Linked DNA regions of Homo sapiens: region 1 is linked to region 2. A link is an interaction called in ENCODE POLR2A ChIA-PET data of the cell type or tissue named here. Cell type or tissue: PC-3. All regions are shown on one strand.

What was found. Peaks named below come from ENCODE experiments on the same cell type or tissue, not always from the same donor. Only the 100,000 strongest peaks of a DNase experiment are listed, where the experiment ranks them.
Region 1: POLR2A ChIA-PET joins it to region 2 with 8 read pairs; 2 of 35 experiments call an interaction of 5 or more read pairs at or near these places.

What each region holds. Positions count from the first base shown.
Region 1 is chr3:169,606,666-169,611,665 of GRCh38, forward strand. The region is part of intron 1 of MECOM (MDS1 and EVI1 complex locus); the gene reads right to left. Among named protein-coding and RNA genes, the nearest start is that of MECOM, 55 kb to the right of the region's middle. In PC-3, no CTCF peak of the experiment used is centred here; no DNase peak of the experiment used is centred here.
Region 2 is chr3:169,450,092-169,455,091 of GRCh38, forward strand. The region is part of intron 1 of MECOM (MDS1 and EVI1 complex locus); the gene reads right to left. All of the region lies in intron 1 of MECOM-AS1 (MECOM antisense RNA 1), which reads left to right. Among named protein-coding and RNA genes, the nearest start is that of MECOM-AS1, 4.7 kb to the left of the region's middle. In PC-3, no CTCF peak of the experiment used is centred here; a DNase peak (open chromatin) is centred at 4,940; H3K27ac peaks cover 1,329 bases.

The DNA.
Region 1 (5,000 bases), 160 kb after region 2:
CTGCTCTGCAAGAACATTCAGGGTTCCAGATTCCTCCTCGCTTATTGCTCTGCCATCTCCTAGGGTATTGTTCTCCTCCATATGGTCAGAGCTGACTCACTACCATCCATCTACTTTCCCACCTGCAGGAAGGGAGAAAAGAGGGGAAGGTGGACAGGAAGCTTCTTTTTATAAATTGCAGATAATTTAAACATAATTCTGTTCACATTCTATTGAACAGAATCCTAATGGCATGATCATGTCTTCCTCCAAGGGAGGCTAGAAATGTAGCCTATAACTGAATAGCCATATGCCTCAGTATAGCTCAAGTCGTAGTGTTATTAAAAGGACAGAGAAGGGGAATAGATATTGGGAGAAAATTTGGAGTCTCCGCCATTTTAACCTCATTGAACTCTTTCCACAATCCTGTATTATAATACTTTAAAAAAAGTTTTAATTTTTTAGATACTTACGGAGGCAATATAATATCTTTATAAATGAACAACACACTTGAAGCTGTTAATAATTCTCCCAAGCGCCACAGCAGGAAGTGGCCAAGGTAGAATTCAAACTCAGGTTTTTTTGTCTCGATATCCATCTTCCTTCTACCACGCTATGTACAGTGTGCCTAATGAGTCTTACTCCAACAGACAAAGCACATAATATGAAATAAAACTCATGCCATGTGGCTTTTTTCTTAAAGCCAATGTCTCTTCATAAAATAACAACACCAGCAGAAATATTTGTGTAAGAAAAAAAGTCAGAAACTCCTTTTTAGAAAATAAAAAGTTGAGGGGAGAGGGAAATTGCAAGGAATTTATTAAAATACCACTACAAAAGATACTTGAAAAAATTTATTTTTCTCCTACCACTATAAAACAATCAATTTTGGTGGTGTTGACCACAAATCGTATTGGTAAGAATAGAAGGACTCACGTGGAATGACTTTCTTGTTATTGAATATCCATAATAAGCTGGCATGGAACAATCTAAAACAGCAATGGGTCTGGTTTGGTAAAGTTGGTGTGATGTGTGCACACACGTACAAACACACACCCTTTATGAAATAGCATTACTGAATCCTGCTATAATCTTAAATCCCTACACACCTGAATGCGTCTATGTCATGAGATAAACACTCGTAGAATAAAAATTTACTATCCCACACATTCATTAAATTTGCGTAAGCGCTTTCAAGAATGGAAGGCTCTGCTTGGGGTGGGGTTTTATCCCCTCTTCCTTCCCCTGAAATCAAGAGATATATTTTATAATCTACAGCCAGCTCTCTGGCAAATCTCCATTCTTTTCAACCTGACAGACTGTTTGTCAGTTAAACTCCCCTTGTCATGTATCCCTACCACTGCCAACTCATGCACGGAGACCTTCACTTTTACTGCTACCACTTGCACCCTATGCAACCTTTGTCATTGATCACTGATCCGATCCAGTGCCCACATGTTCTTCAAGTGCCTACACAAGTAATGAGGTACTTGTGGTGTAAAATTAAACTGTCAACTGTCAGCGATTGATAACCACAGTGAGAGCTGACCTAGAACACCTGCACCAGTGGCCAAGACAGGTGTGACGTGTTTGATCGCTGAGGCCTGCTAGTCAGTCTGACCTGGTGCTGTCCCTCCATGGGTTTCCTTGCATTTCAGCCTCCCAGCTTTCCTGCATACCCCTATGAGCATCCCTAGTTTGCAGAAACCACCCTCACAGCCAATTCGGGCAGCTGATCAGAGTGGCCTTGAAAGCAGATCTCGAGTCAGTAGGTTGGTTTGAAAGTAATATGACCTAGAGATTTTCAAAGGTGGCATCTGGAGTCAGCCTGGTGTTTTTTCTTCCACATTTCCCCACATCCCCTCCTAAAGCGAGTCTTGGTGGCAGGATTCACACATACCATCCTCCCTCCATTTGTGTTTCCAGTCATGTACCAGTGCCTGGCAAAAGGACCTTCCCTTCAGGGCAGGCACACGGCAGTTATTAAGAGTCTGGTGTAAGGATGAAGCAGTCCTAATGGAACTGCCTTATGGCTCTGAGCATTTGCTTAAAGGCATTTAAGTTGAACTGGCTCACGTTCTGTTAAAGTACGATAAATGCAAGCTTTTCTTACTCATATGTAATTGAATAACCTGCACAAAGGAAAAAAACATGTTCTGCTCTGACTAAAATTGTTTTTAGCCAGAGTTGTTGCACAGCATTTAAAGTTTTTATTTAACAGTTTTATTATGTAAATGAGTAATAGATTTTTTTAGCCTTAAGCAAAAATGCACTTACAGACCTAAAACATCCTTTGTGAAAAATCTGAGACGCGTGATGGGATTCTCATCCCATTACGCCATCTCACCCGCACCAAACAGTTGCACTATATTAAGTTCATGTGATGAGAAGATAAAAATCTATTAACTTTCTGCTGACCTTATCGACACAGGAATCTCTGCAGACATTACAAAAGCCATATCTCTTCTGACTTTTACATCCAGAGCCTCATGCTCCAAAGTCCCAAACCAAATGTAAAATCTTCATGATGAGTGGGACCCTGACACCAATTCAGATTCCAGGCTTGCTGGCTTGCAGTCAATGGAGCCTCCTCTGGGGCACAGAGGCTAGCCTCTACTTTGCATGTGACTTGAGGGGCCTTTTTTTTGCCATATGCTACTGGGGACTCTGAATCAAAACTATTTCATGAGGACCATATGTTATGAGAAATGCATGATGGAAAGTGAACAGCAAAAAGTTGCCCCATATCACTGGGTGATGTATTACAAACATAATTAAATCTGAATAATGTGCAGTGTTATTTCAGTTAATCATTTTTTTTTTTTTGCAATTTAAGTGAGGAAAACATAGCCCAATTTCCAAATTACATACCAAAGTCCAGATAAGCTAAAGCAGATTGGTGGGAGAGGAGTAAAACAAGAGCTGTACACCCTTGTTTAAGCTTCTGTAAAAGGTCTTGGTGTATTTAAGATATGTTGGTAGGAAGGTGACAAATTATAGTCTCTGTAAATAAAAGGTTTAAAACACTATTCGTTTTCTTTTGAATCAACAATGAATTCAGACCATCCCCAACTTATAAACAAGCAGCAAGTCAAAAAGATCACTGTGTGTTCATTGTTTAGAATCCAGAGTATAATTAAAATTTCATTATTAATAGCTATTAGGTTTCCAAGCTAGCCTATGAAGACCTGTCTACTCCAGCTGTTTCTGAAATGTGGTATTTCTACTTTATCTTGATAGCATTAGTTACAGGGAGAATGGACAACATATTCCAAATTCAATGGAATTTATTTATTCATTCTCTACTATGTTTTCCCAGAATATACTGATTACTACATTTCCCCAAAGGATATCCCAATTTCCCAAATGTCCCCAAGCTGGAAGAAATCATTTTCTATTCTGAACCCTTGGAATACTTTATTTGTACTCTTATAATCACCTTCTACCTAAACTACAGGTTTTTGTCAATTGAGCTTAACTACTCCACTTATTTTTATATTTTTATATTACTAGCTTATTTTTACATTTCTAACACCCTAGTTCCAAGCCCTGAATTTGGCAAGTTCTCAGTACATATATATGTATAAAAGTGGATGCCTATGTAAATAAAGGAATACGATCTACTAGGGTTGCCAAACATATTTTCCCCTCAGTGGCACTGGAATCATGGGATGTAATGGGGGAAAGGGAAGAATATGATAATGATAATGACAATGATGAGAATGAGGATGATAATAGCAAATAATATTGTGTGTTTACCATGTGACATGCTCTTGTCTAAGCACTTTGAAAGTGTTGACCAATTTAATCCTTGAAACAACTCTGTATGGTAAATGATATATATGTAATGTTACGTGTGTGTGTGTGTGTGTGTGTGTGTGTGTATAATATCCCTATTTTACAGATGGGATACTGAGCACAGAGGCGTCAAACAATTTTCCCAAACTCATACAAATAGTAAGTATAATAGATATTTCTGGACACCAGAAACATATTTGCTGTGTACATGTGCATAAGAGGGAATGCTTCCCTACATTACTCCAGAATACAAAGCTTCTTTCTGCCTTTCTCATCCACATAATGGAAGACACTTCTTGGGTGAAATACTCCACAGTTATTTCAGTTCTCACTGGTGAGTCTGAATATAAGCTCTATGAGAGCAGGGACCTTGTCAGTCTTATTCACAATATCCCCAGCCTCTAGAACAAGGCTGGCACATAGTAGATGCACAAAAGGTGTTTGCTGAATGAATGGATGACTGAGTCTGTGTGGGGTAATGATAGGGCTAAGGATGGGACTCTAAACTCAGGTTTCCTCTGTGGGTTTCACAGTTTACTGGTCTTAAGAGGAGAGTTTCCTAAACTTGCCTTATGATAAAAACCACCTTCAGCATTTGTTAAAAATTACCCATTCCTGTAGATTCTGAGTCAGTGAGCTGAAGTGGAGCTGATAAATCTGTTTTTGTTGATACTGCTGCTGCTGCGGTTTTTAACACATGCTTCAGGTGGTTCTAAGCTTAGGAAACCTTGCCCAAAGGATACCATTCTGTCTCTTGGGAAACTGCCTCTATGATAGGCATTTGCAAATTCACCAAGAGTGACAGATAGTGCCTCGGGCACTGCCACTGTCTCTTCCAATGCAATTTGTACATTATGCCGAATCATAATACAGGCCTTGTACTTCTGCCTCAGCTGACTTGTCTGTGGGATCCTGCAGCTCTCAACCATGCGGAGGAACGCTTCCATTCACACATTTTGTCCCCCTAACCCTGTCTTTTCTGAGGGTGCATCAATGTCTGATGAATGAATGAATGATGGAATAAACACCAACATGGGCAAACAAGCAAGTCAGGCAGTTGTGAGGAGTGGAAGTGTTTCATAAGCTTCAGTTTTTAGTTGCACGTAGTAGCATACAAACAATGGCAAAAAGAATATTAACATGTCCTGTTTCCATTGCTTTCCTTCTGACTTAAAGAGCGTTCCTATAACAGCTAATAATCTCTGGACCTCAAAATCACTATA
Region 2 (5,000 bases):
TTTCCCTCTAAAATGGCATTACGGACTTTAAAGAAATTTTTTCTGGTTTGCATCTCAATTTTATAGTTATTAGGCTATGCCAGAACAAATATTATTTCTGAAATATGTGTCATGCTCAAGACACTAACGTAAACCTATTTGGCCACTTGAGTGAAAAGCTTTGAAGACTGTACGGGAAATTCACGATTTAGTACTTTAAACACACAGCACCAGGAAGAAAATCACCACAAGAATTAACAAATCAGCAGTCTAAAGCCAAAGACTCCAAGGTGCTAATTAAAAAAGCTTCCAAAAGTTCTTGTTATTTTTTTTAAGGCCATGTTCCTTGCAGGTGAGACAAATAGGCCCCTGCTGCCTCCAAGCAAATCTTGAAGGAAACTTCCAGCAAGGCCTGGTGACTGGAAACTACTCAGCCTTGAAATTAACATCCCTAAGAAAAACCTTTTCCACTCCCTCTAGACAACAGCAGCTTACATCTTCAGGACAAAACGAAAAAAAAAAAATGATGACAAAAAAGAGGCCAGAGAAGACAGTTGGAGTAGTCACGCTGTGTTCTCTTGAAGGGAGCCTTCATTCTTTACCTCAGAGAGAGAGCGTGAAAACACACAGATCCTGACAATGGATTTAGTCAACGTGGCCAATCTCCCTACTTCCTTACACGTACATACCACTGAGTTTACCTTAAAAAAGTAAAAGCAGAAATTTTCACAAAAGCTGTGCATCAGGAGCTGTTATTACAAATGAGGCCAAGGCTCTGCATAAGAAGAAAAGGATCTTTCACAAGTTCATAATGGGAACCGAATGCAAAAGCCATATAATTATAATCCAGAATATGGCATCCTATGATATAAAATATTTCCACTTAGCTTAACTGTTTTCCATTCAATATTATTTCCAGCAATAAAAGCCTCTGGAATATCACTCAAACTGGTTCAAGTTAAATTCCAATCTAGATCTTTGTTAGCTAAAGGACATTTTTTTAATCCAGTCATCTTTCTCCACCCTACACATAATTCAACAACAGCCCTTCAACAGGGATAAAACAATTTAAGCTCTGAAGTTGTTCTATGCATGTGTGTGTGAGATTTTCATGCCCTATGTATTTGGACTGAAAATACTTCTCTCTGTCTCTCTCTCATTTAGACTTTATTTAAGATGGTGAAAAAAAAAAAAGCAAAATGTGATATTCACAAGTGCGCAGCATCTTATTTCCCATTTAAAAAGTATTCTGTAAAGAAAAGTCTTATACATAAAAAGAACTCTACTTGTAAAAATGAATAGGAATATGTACTATGAAAATATTAACCATCTTAGCTGTGAAGAGGTTCCAGTGGTTATAAAGAGAAGGGAAAGTAGATAGAAAGCTCTGGCTTGGCTGTTGGGTTTTTGGTTTGCTTGTTACATGTTTACCTGTTTGTTTAACACTACATATATCTCCAGGTACTCCACCATCCATGTCATCAACTGTGGAAAAATGTCCCATTCTTTCTTATGCCTATTTCTTAGAAGTTCCAGATAGTGAGGGAAAATATTCTAGGTCTCAATGAGCAATGTTATAAATTATATTTTGTATGCTACACTTTAGAGAGATGTCTTTAGTGTATTATACCATTGATGATTCTTGTGATTTTTATTTCTATGTAAAATACAGTTTACACAAAATTTCTATCGCTTAGTGAGACATTCATAATTACATATGAATAAGAATTACAGAAGACATTAAAATGTTTTCATAATAGATGTGGAAAAAAGCTATCCTGCGAGCATGTTTAAAATAGACATGGTTTGCCTTAAACTGAGGCATAAAGCCCCACTGCTAACTGATAATTTAAAGCACAAAGATGGGGAACTGTTTTTCTCCTTACTTCTGCTTGTCTGTTTATCTGATGAAATGTTCAAATAATTCCTCTTCTCAAAATACTAGTCTCTAGTAATGCTTTTTTATATATGTGATCCCTCAAGGTAGTCCTTCCCAAATAATAGCCATCGATTTTTAAAAAAACTTTGAATGGATCAAATCTTCCAATAGACATCAATCAATATTCTCAGATGCTTTGGTAAGCCGGGTCATCACTACTCACGGCCGATGCCCAACTACAGCTTGGTAGACTGGCAGAGCAAAGCTGATTTCTTTGAAAGGCCAAGTGATAGAGGTCAAGCTTGAGACTGCTTAGGAAACACACGCCTTTCCCTTATTTGTAGGACAAAAATGATTGTTAAAAATTTTTAAATTAAATAAGTTAACATTTTAAAAATTAAATAAGTTAACATATGGGAAATCCATTGGTAAACTGAAATGCACTACATAAATCTATGATGGATCAATGTTGATATTATTATTTCTGTTAATTATATTATGCATCTTCCTTCATGAGTCAGTCAGAATTTAGAAGATATTTACATTGTATTGGAATTTGTTGATTCAGTTCTAGGAATACAAACTCAGCATCTACCACGTAAAGGAACACAGTACTAGACACAAAGGGGATGTGTATCATGGATGTCAAGTCCCTGCTTTCTAGTAGCTCACAGTTTCAAACAACTAAAATGCAGTTCTGCGCCGGCTTCAGAGGGGCCAGGTTTCCCACAAGGCCTGGAATTGACCAATAGCTGAGCACACATACTTGCCATATATTTCTTGAATGAGTGAGTGAATGAATGAATACCTAATTTGGCTAACCCTGGGTATCATCCTTATTTTCATCATCTACTAAAAATTAGAGTTGAATATTTCTATTTTTCTGTAAGGTTTGAAAATAACAAAAAATTATTTTCAATAAGCTAGGCATGAGAAAAAGCAATGGCAGCTACATATTTTTCCATAGCTTTCATTCCCTAATCACTTCTTGCATAGTTATACACAGAACTTTAACTGCTGGCTTTTTAAGGGAAATTTCTCAAATGCAAACAAATATATTTCACCAAATAAAATCCTTACATGAATGGAATGGGAAATAGTAACTTAGATGTAAACTGCTAAGTTACCAATTAGCTTCTTAAAACAATTGAAAGTCACAGAGAGCCCTCAATATACAGAGGTGGTTAATTAATTAACATTAGATGTGATTAATAATGAGTCTCATTTAATAGCAAATATCTGCCTGCAATGGCTGCATGACAGAACAAAAAGCCTTCAGAGAGCAAGCAACTATATTTATCCTGATTGTGTTTGGGATTTTAACATGTTTTGTGCAGGCTGACAAATGGCCTATTAATTATCTAATGTTGTCTGACAACAACAGCTTGATAAAGATGTATGTTTTTGAATCGCTGGATGGAAACTGCTGGAGAAGAGCCCCAGAGGGGCCTTGCTGTCCTAAAACTGGGCTCCTAGCCACAATGACAGTCAAGACAAAGCCCTATCTCCCGCCACAGCCTTCGCAGATAAAATATGGCTTGGCATTAGGGACATTTTTTTCTTTCAGAAAACTGCTTCTGCAATATCTGATTAGGAAAAGGAGGAGTACTTCTTTACTAAATTGGGGTTAAGGCATAATCAATATCATATATGGAGTGTCTGGCCTATTCTGCATAAACACGGGCACTTCATATTATTAAGGAGTCTATAATGCCGAGGAAGCATATGGCAGGACACTGCAGCTGTCTCTATTCTTTTTATTTAGAAGTTTATCTTCCAACCTGTTTGACAGCTGCTCCTAAGTGGTTTCACAGTGCCAAACTATTTTTATGATTGTTTGATGTTTTATTCTCCCATTTCAGTTAATGAGATAGGATCCCACAATGGCCATAATTCAGGGCTGTCAGAACTAAAAAGCATGCTTGTGGCAAGAGAGCCTGATGGTAAATAAGGCTAAAAGCAATGGATAATAAAAAAAAAACTCTGTTATCAGAGTCGCCTTTGCAATCAAAACTTGTTGGGGTCAGAGCCTTCCTTTCTTTGTGTGGCTTCTGGATATTCCCAGCCCTGTGCAAGGTCCCTGTCCACCCTCCTCCATCACCCATTTCGATTCTACAAACAAGTCCTCATTTCTTTGGAAAGGCTCATGAGGAATAATATTAACTAAGAAATGTTAGAAGGTCTTAAAGATATCGAGTGCTATATTCTAATTAAAGGGCTTGTGCATCATTTACAGTGCCAAGCGAGTAATTTGTCATACACTGTTACAGAGAAATTGTTCAACAAATAACCTTTACAAGAGTCTTGAGAACAGCTTCATAATTGAAATCCCTAATGGTTTTGCTGGGAACTTTTATTAAGGTTTGGAGGATTTTTTTCTTTTCCTCTCCCTGAAGAGTTTTTAGAAACTTATGATGGTAATGTAGCAACTTTCTTTCAGGAAAAAAAAAAAAAAAAAAAGCCCTTTCTTAGTTATATTTACAAATGCCGTAAGTATTCACAAGGCCATTTCTGCTAAGAATCAAAAGTACAGTGTTTTCCAGAAGAAAATGTGAGGTTTGCTTTGTGTCTTTTATTTTGTTTTTATTATTCCTAATGGAGAAAGTTTTAAGACAGATGAAGATACCTACCTTTAGAATTATTTTTATCTTACACTAAAGTTCATGATCTTTATTTTGGTGTAACACTATCCTTGAAAATGTAATTTAAAAAAATTCAAAGTCACTACTAGATTGAGTCTGTCACATAAATTATTATTCAAAAGTTTAAAAACTGAAAAGTGACCACTTTCTCAAACAATATTTCTCTTCTTATTACACATTTAAAATAATGGTCCTTCACAGGCAGAAAATAGCATGGCAAAAAACTCAAATAATAATAAGTCCCATAACTAATTATAAAGCCTGACACGCCTCATACAGAAACACTCCCTGATGACTACCAAAGATTGGCTGCTTTATAAATATTTAATGCTTGCCAGTAACCCCAATTTTTATCTCACATCTAAGACTAAACCATTTGTCTCCTCTTACAATCAGCCATGTCTATGTAGTGTCATCATGTCTGAGCAAGTTTGACTTACTACGTGTTTTCCAGGATATAAAATTCAGGACATGACACATCATCATGTGAATGAAACAAT